2 separate regions of the Homo sapiens genome follow, and region 1 is linked to region 2. Evidence: chromatin loops called from intact Hi-C (ENCODE). Cell type or tissue: IMR-90. All regions are shown on one strand. Each heading gives the region's core, and the rest is flanking DNA. Links, peaks and the distances in the headings are about the cores only. Region 1 has its middle 120 kb from the start of ADPGK. Region 2 overlaps NEO1 (neogenin 1).

What was found. A loop is a pair of places that touch in the nucleus more often than their neighbours do. Peaks named below come from ENCODE experiments on the same cell type or tissue, not always from the same donor. Only the 100,000 strongest peaks of a DNase experiment are listed, where the experiment ranks them.
Region 1: it touches region 2 in a loop (1.9-fold over the local background); 2 of 110 quality-filtered maps call a loop at or near these places.

What each region holds. Positions count from the first base shown.
Region 1 is chr15:72,901,035-72,905,431 of GRCh38, forward strand. No RefSeq gene overlaps it. Among named protein-coding and RNA genes, the nearest start is that of ADPGK, 120 kb to the left of the region's middle. In IMR-90, for the core only: no CTCF peak of the experiment used is centred there; a DNase peak (open chromatin) is centred at 1,727; H3K27ac peaks cover 210 bases.
Region 2 is chr15:73,076,473-73,080,869 of GRCh38, forward strand. The region is part of intron 1 of NEO1 (neogenin 1); the gene reads left to right. Among named protein-coding and RNA genes, the nearest start is that of NEO1, 26 kb to the left of the region's middle. In IMR-90, for the core only: no CTCF peak of the experiment used is centred there; a DNase peak (open chromatin) is centred at 2,469.

The DNA.
Region 1 (4,397 bases), core at 95-4,094, 180 kb before region 2:
GACCAAGGAGCAGTGGTGTTGGTGGTGGTTCCCGCATAGCTTTCCCTGAATAATTGGTGTTCGAGTTGAGCTCTAAAAGATCAGAATGAATAAACAAGAAGAGAAGGAGAGTTAGGATGTTTCAGGCATAGATCATATACCAAGAGCCTGAGGCAGGAGGACATGGTGGGTTTGAGGGCATTGTAGAAAGTCGATGTGTCTGGAGCTTGGAGGGGAGAAACAAGAAGAGGTAAAGTCGTGTTCATTGTTGCAACCCCAGTGCTTGGGTGGAGTAGGGGGCTCTATAAATGTTTGTGTCTGATGAGTGGAAGATGGTAGTTGTAGCTAATCTGTAAGGAAGTTCCTGATGGTGGGTGTTGGGCTGCCCTCAGCTCTTTCTTGTCCTTACATTTCTACCAGTAATTAGAGTGACAATGCAGAAGCCATGCCCAGTCGGCCAGGAGATGAGGACATGGGTCAGAGTCAGAGAAGGGCTAAAAGGACAAGCAGCATGTGGCTGAGGCCAAAAGGGAAAGGAAACCACATGGATTTGAAGCAGCTTGGAAAGGTTTGAGATGGGATAGCTTTGGAGGCAGGTCTTGAGGAGTGGAGGAGGAGGAATCTTAACAAGTAGCAGCGAAAGAGGCAAGGAGTAGGAGAATAGAACAAGGTGAACAAAAGCCCCAAGAAGAGACACTGCGGGTGTGGTGGTCCCTCTGGGCTGCAGGACCAGATGTGTGCATTGTGGGGAGGCTGGATGCTGAGATAGACGAGGCAGCATCTCAGCTGCACTCGGTCAGGAAGAATGTGTCCCCAGAATAGATGTGCCCCCTTCTTAGAGCCCATCAGGATAAAGCCTGGGTCAGCCTTACTCTGTGCACCTGCTTTTCACATTCAAGCACTGAGTGAAAAGTACCTGCATATGTCTTTGGGTGGTGAAGAAAAATGGCCAAAACTGGGAAGCCCCAAATCTTCAAATGCAGACTTTGCCTCCCACTGCTTCTCAGTGAACTTGAGAATTTGCCCCATCTCATCACTCAGATCTCATCAGCTCTGAGACCTAGTAAAAACTCTCCTCCCCAAGTCCTAGAGAACCAGAACAAAGGAAAAGAGGACAGACTCCAGCCCTGACTGCAAACCATTAGTTTTGATAAACATCTGTGTTGGTGGCGCCAGGGCTATTCATTCAACCAACATTTCCTGTGTGCCTTCTCCATGCCATGCACACAGGCTGGCATCAGGCGGTGCAGCTATCTCTTTTGCACTGAGAACTGTCATAAACAACACCATTTAGGACAAGAGACATCCAAGGGAGCAGTCTCTGAGGAAGTGGCTTGGCTTCTCTGAGCACCCTGAAGTCTTGGGCATTCATTCACTCTTAGAGGGAGAGAATGGCTGGGAACTGGGGAAGTGAGGCTTCCTCAGAGACTAAGCAGCCACGAGGCTGCAGCTCCCCTGGAACAGGCAGACTTGCACAAACTCCAGTGAATTAGAAGTGTAAATTGAGGAGTTCGACTTGGCTTGCACAGTACAATAAAGATCTGCAAACACTCAGCTCCGTATTGAACCTGAGGCAGGGTGATTAATTCATTATTCGCTTCCCAGCTTGGAAGCAAAAGCTTGTATACCCAGGGGCCAGCATGGATCAGCAGAGTCATAAATCACGCCACTTACAAGTCTAGCAATGAGAAAATCCACTGGCTGGAGGGGGGATGCTCTTCAGGCAGCAACAGCGGCCAGAGGACCGGCCAGTCAAGGCGGGCCAGTCTGCTCTCTGGAGACAGACCGATTGGCCAGGCATTTCGCCTTCCAGCCAAGACGGCCAGCCTCTCGGCCACCCGGCTTGGCGTTTCCTGGCCAGACCACAAGGAAATAAACTCCACTCCACCCAAGAGGAATGCTCCTGTGACCTGAAATGGCCTCTCTCAAATGTAGACAAAGTACTAGGAATAGCATCAGTATCTCTCCAAAAGGCTGCTATTGTCCAATTGGGATAAACCACTCTCCACCCCGCTCCTTGGGCTGTTCTGGGTTCCAAGTCCTTCTGCCCCAGCCAGAGGGCCAGCCTGGTGTCTGCTCAGCATCCTCCAATCCAGGTCCCTGGATATCATCGGCTGCCAACCCTGAGCCAGGGCCTTTGCCCTCCAATCTCTGCTAGCTTCAGGACAGGACGCTTTGGGGATCCGAATTTCATTGAGAGTTGAAAGGTAACAGCCAGCAAAGGGCTCTTTAGCCCCTATTCGAATACAAGGTAGCTCTTTAAATATTTGATAATTCTTTCTCTTCCAAGTAAAACACCCTAGGTTTCCTCAATTATTCCTCATATTTCAAGATTTCTAAAGCCCCTTCAATGGCCAGGAAGTCCTTCCATTTTGATATTGACTATTTCCCACTTTACATTTCCTCTTAATTCTCCAAAATCTCGGAAAGGGACCCAGCACTTCCTGTGTGTTCTTGTTCTTGTCATGAGAGAACAATAACATTAAGACTTATTATGTGCCAGGCACTTTATACTTATCATCTCATTTAAACTTTCATGATGAGCTGGTGAAGTAATTTTTAACTCCAGTTTACAGAGGAGGAAACTGAGGCTTAAAGAGGTAAAACGGCTTGCCAGGATTGAATCTTTGGTCAGCCTGACGCCAGAGATTGTGCTTCTAAAGAACCTTATGATATGCTGTCTCCTTTACCCACAGCCTGACACCCTGACATCTGATTCAGGGCCTGCCACACCTGGTAACCACTTTCCCTGGAGCCAGGCTGAGCTTTGAGAGACTGGCCAAAGCTCTTTTCTTTCTTTTTAAAAAAATTTTTATTTGGCCGAGTGCAGTGGCTCACGACTGTAATCCCAGCACTTTGGGAGGCCAATGCAGGAGGATCACCTGAGGTCAGAAGTTCGAGACCAGCCTGGCCAACATGGTGAAACTCCATCTCTACTAAAATACAAAAATTAGCCAGGTGTGGTAGTGTGTGCCTGTAGTCCCAGCTACTTGGGAGGCAGAGGCAGGAGAATTGCTTGAGCCCGGGAGGTGGAGGTTGCAGTGAGCTGAGATTGCATCACTGCACTCCAGCCTGGGTGACAGAGTAAGTCTCTGTCTCCCCCCACCAAAAAAAAATTATTTTGAAACAGGGACTCGCTGTGTCACCCAGGCTGGAGTGCAGTGGCGTGATCTCGGCTCACTGCTCACTGAAGCCTCAACCTGCTGAACTCAGGTGATCCTCCCATCTCAGTCTCCCAAGAAGCTGGGACCACAGGCACATGCCACTATGTCTGGCTAATTTATTGTTATATTTTGTAGAGATGGGGTCTCCCTCTGTTGTCTAGGCTAAGCCATGTAATTGCTATCCAATTCAGCATCAAAAAAAATAATAAACTAAGGTAAAAAATCAATAACAGCATTGTTCATACTGTTTTCCACCCACTACCTGATCTGAGCATCCCTTCAAATAAAGACAGAAGTCCTTATTTCTCTCATTCTTCTTGCCAGAACAGTCATATGGCCCATGATGCAGTCTCTTTACAACTTCTTTTTGCCTTATTTGATACACAGAGGAGCAGCGTTCTCCCTAATCTATTTATGGAGCAAAAGAACAAGAAAAGAGGATTCTGGCCGGGCATGGTGGCTCACACCTGTAATCCCAGCATTTGGGAGGCTGAGGCAGGCAGATCACTTGAGGTCAGGAGTTCGAGACCAGCCTGGCCAACATGGTGAAACCCCGTCTCTACTAAAAATACAAAATTAGCTGGGTGTGGTGGCGTGCACCTGTAGTCCCAGCTACTCGGGAGGCTGAGGCAGGAGAATCACTTGAACTGGGAGGCAGAGGTTGCAATGAGCCGAGATCATGCCATTTTGCTCCAGCCTGGGCAAAAAGAGTGAAACTGTCTCAGAAAAAAAAAAAAAAAAAAAAAAAGAAAGAAAGAAAGAAAGAAAAGAGGATTCCTTAATAAGAGGGTCTCTAACCAAGGGATTACTGAATTATGCTCATTCTGCTCAGTGTCACCAGACAGATTCCTTACAAAAAAGAGCACTATGACTCAGCCTACCTTGCTCAAGAACAATAATTGTATCTATTAACACCTTCCCATCTTCCAAGAAGGAAGAAAATATTACATGGCTAGAACTGTGGGACCAGGTTCCTGTTGGAGATTTTACCAGGCCCACAACAACACTATGCATGTATTAATAAAACCTCAAGTGAATATTCACAGAGAAATATTCGGATTTTACTTACATGTGCGTTGCATCTGGCATGCTGGTTAAGGCAGGAGGACTTAGGGGAATGGGCTGTTCCTTATACAATGTTCCATCGTCCTGGAAGAAGGTGGGTAATCTGAATGGACAGCCAGGTGAGCCCTGTAGAGCCTGCTTCCTGGCCACACCAAGCCAACCTGAGAGATGATGCAAAAGTTTCAACCT
Region 2 (4,397 bases), core at 164-4,163:
CCTAGAAGAGTGCCAGGCCCATAGTTGATTTTCAGTAAGTATTGGTTGTATAGATAAATAGAAGGTACTGACAGTAAGCATGAGAGGACCTCTGAGTGGTGTGGCATTTGGAGAAGGCCTGGGATCTTGTACAGTGCAAAGCTTAAGTAACTTCATTCTAAGTTTGTATTTCCAACTCCCCCAACCTCAGCATGTTCTCCCCACCCACCTCCTCACACCCCAAAGCAGTCCCTGTCTTTTGTTAACTGATTTTTTTCTTTGGAAGCAAGCCTGATCTTTCTCACATTTATTTTGCTACTGCTCAGGCTACCTTCTTTTCTTATCTCTACCTTTCCTCTTTCTCACAACATTGCTGTTCCTCTTCAAGGATTTAGAAGGATCATGTTTTGGTTTATAAGACAACTGTGTTTTCTTAGGTCCTTCTTCTCTCCAGGGATTATTGTAGGAGGTAAGGCACTTTCTGTGGAAGAACTGAGTTATCAGAAAAAGTTCAGAAACATATTCTATGATTATTTAGAGGAAAACTGTAGGATAGTGATATCTTATAATAACATAGCAATTTTTTTAAATTAATTAATTTATTTATTTTGAGACAGAGTCTCTCTCTCTGGCACAGGCTGGAGTGTAGTGACATGATCTCAGCTCCCCAGAACCTCTGCCTCTCAGGTTCTAGTGATTCTCCTGCCTCAGCCTCCCGAGTAGCTGGGATTACAGGTGCCCGCCACCACGCCTGGCTAATTTTTGTATTTCTAGTAGAGATGGGGTTTTGCCATGTTGGCCAGGCTGGTCTTGAACTCCTGACCTCAGGTGATCCACTCACCTCGGCCTCCCAAAGTGCTGGGATAACAGGCATGAGCCACCGTTTTCAGGTTGTCATAACTACATTCTAATTGACTGCATATTTTTAAACACAAATTAAACTAGTTATGTTCTCCACCCTACTCAGTTTTGGCAGTATAAAGGCCTGTTTCACAGAGAAGAACACATAAACAAGTAAGTACAAGGAAGCTTGTGTGAATGAAGTTCTGCTGTACAGCTCAGTGACTTTCTCTGATTTAAGATGTAGCTCTTGGCAATTTCAAATAGTTTGTGTTCTCTGAAGGAGAAGTCCAGTCTATTTAACTGTGTTTAGCAAAAACTAATTATGATTCTCTGATGGGAAATAGATTCTCAGACTCATTTATTCATTCAACAAGCATTTATTGAGCAGCTATGTATGAGGCACTGTGCTAGGTAACGGGAGAAATAAGTTACCAGTCTAACAAATGGCATATCATACGTAAAAATAATACTGCTGAGGAGAAGGTGATATATGCTGTAAAAGGGGTGCAGAGTGCTTTGGGTTTTCTAAAAATGAGAAGGTTACTTCCATGAAGCAACTCAGTGTAAGCTTTATGGGATGATAGAATTTGATAGATCTTGAAGGCTGGGTACATGGTTCCTCTGTCCATTGCGCAGGATGTTGGCCCTGGCTTAGCAGTGGAGACAGACCTATGGCGATGGGAAGCGGGAGAGGAAGTATAATGAGCAAACATCCAGAAGTGGGAAAGCATTGGTGATATGGGCAACAGAAAGTAATTTACTTGGAGGTTTAGGGTGGTGATGTGAAGTGGCACAAGAAAGGGATAGAAAAGAAGCGTCCTTGATCTGACAGTGGTGTATACTGTGAATTGGAAGAGTGGGTTCAGTCTAGGCTGTTTACCCAAGTTGGTGTTTCATGGACCATTGTTCTTCTAATCTAGTAGTTTAATAGTTTTATATTAGGGGAGGGGAAAGTGTTCCCTGTTCAAGTAAGCTAGAGAATCCCTGCAGGAGAAGCAGGGAGAAGGATATTGACAATGTAGAATGCTTTCTGTGATATACTGTATTCAGTTGTGTTGCCGTATTAAACACAGTGGATGTTTGAATGTTCTGTAGATTTTTATCACCTGAAATTTGTTGGTTTTCATGCTGATGTCTTCAAGGATGATTCAGGAGGAGCAGTATAGGTGGCTGGTCTAGTTTCATTTCCCAGCCCCAGTCCACAAAGGGCTCTGTTTATCTAAAACAATGGCAGTGTTTCCTACCGTCCTGCTAAATAAGAGGTCTAACACACAGTAAAGTGTTCTTAAAAGATTTTAGGGACACTGAGGTGTAGGGTGTGGCACGGGCAACCGTTGGTTGCACAGATACAGTAGATGCTCTATGTTTCTATTGAGTTAAGATACAGTTAGCTGTATTTTCCTTGTATCTTTCTGCAGATCTCTTCCTTCATGCCTCCTCTAGAAACACTAGCAGCGCTGGGTGTTTCTAAGGTCTTGGGGACCTTAGGCAAGCTGGTTAACCTCTCTGTGCTTTAGTTTTCTCATGTGTAAAGCACTGTGTGCTGGAGATTTTTAAAAAGTGTGTTGATATAGTAAGTCATTTAATCTGTGGTTATATACCTAGTAAATGACAAGCAGGAATTTGAACTCAGGCCAGGCTCTTAACCAGCTTGCTGCATTACGAAATACTAAACAGTGTGGTTTTCCCTCCTGGAATTCCCTTTCTTTCTAAGTGCATTATCTCTTATACCCTTTGTTTAGTCAGACTACTTCCTCTATTTCAAAGAGAAAGGAAAGAAGCTCTTTTTTAATTGTTCAGAGTTGTGTATGGCAAAGAGAATGCCCAAATAGATTTTGTTTTGGAATCTTATTGTTACTGGTTGTTTACTGCCCCACATCCTTAGCTCCAAAGAGCAGAGAGGATTTACTGTGAAGTTTGGCATGTATTGTAGGCTATTATGCCATGTAATAGGCCCAAAATTGTGGCCCTAGGAATACAAATTATGTTAAGACATTTAAGGCAATTTCTAGAAATCTTTTTCCCTTGAAAAGAGTACCAATAATTTTTCTCGCTAATGGCCAAAATTACTCAAATCTTACTTTTGGACTTTTAAAATATATTTTTACTGCGTTATAGTTGAAATGTAGGTATGGTTGAAACGTAAATCTAGATCTTAAGTGTACTATTCAATCAATTTTGCTGTTGGTACTATTCAATCAAATAGGCCAGTGGGTTTTCTTTGTATTTAATCAATTAGTATGGGAAAATATTTTTATTTTAAATAAATGTCTCTCTTTATTTTTTGTGTATTTCTAAATTCATATGTATTTTCAACTCATTTTTTCACTCGGATACATAGTTTAACAACAGCCTATTGGAAGTACTCTTTTATATGAGTTTCTGCTATACTTGAATAGTTTCCCTTCAGAAATGAACTGTTTGTGTTGGAGCTACATAGAGTGAATAAATTTCCTGGGCGGAAACGATAATAAAATATTCAGGAAGTTATTAGGAAATGAGAACTTGTGTTCTTGTTCAGTCAGATAAGCTTCTGAGACCTTTGCATATATCAAAGCAGATTGTATTAGAGGAAGGAATGAGAGATTTGGCAACTTTCTTCTAATAGTGATAGGGACCTTGGTCAATAGAATGATGGAATATATGATGTATAAATGAAAGAAAAATTCTCAAAGCAAAGTTGTTTGAGAATTGTTTTTTCTCTCTCTTTTTGTTTGTCAGGGAAGAAAAGTGAGAGCTTTCTGAAGTTAGGTTATGTAAATAACCCAGTAGGGAAAACTGTTCCTGGGGGAGACCTACAAATAATTGATGGCAATAAGCTTCAGGAGTATGAAAGAAGTGGATGAGTATGCCTTTCCCCCATTGATTCCACTCACATTTTTTCTTCTCTGTGCTTTGCTCTCTTGTTGCCATTAGACAGTTTCTATCTGTCCTTAATTTTAGCCAGTTTGTTCTAAAGTAACTGTGAACACTGTAACTCTCTAGCCAGTGCCTTTCTTTTATTGAATGGAATTGGTGTACTAGTTGTTTTATTTAACAAACAGAGTTTATAGGCTTGTTTTTTCCTCAACATGTCTTCATGGCAGAGACAATTTACCCTTAAGTTGGTGAGCCCTGGATCCCCTCACTTGCATAGACCTCTTCTAGGATCTGGGAGAGGCTCTAGCAGTGTAGTGTGTTTGTTAGTTACATATTTTTGTAACATTTGCAAAATTGAAAAATTTTTTTCCATTTTTTTTTTTCTTCAAAAAGGCCCTCAAATTATATATGCTTCAAATTTCACAAAACTCAGGTCAGCCTTGGTTCATGGTAGAGGTTGGGTGTTGATTTCTAATTGTGGCCGAGGTAGATTTGGTTAGTGGATTAAAGGACATGAGGAAGGAAGCATTAGTGAGGAAGTTGAACCATTGACTGGTGTGTATAGTGGCCAGGGATCTCTTTCTGAGTGTCAGGGGTCATCTCTTCTCCCTGCAAACATGGGCCAGAAAGAGGCGGGAGAAGTTGGGTAGGACTGGAAGAAGGACAGTGGAGGGAAAGGTGTGCTGCAGCCAAGGTGGTAAACAAATTAAGGTGTT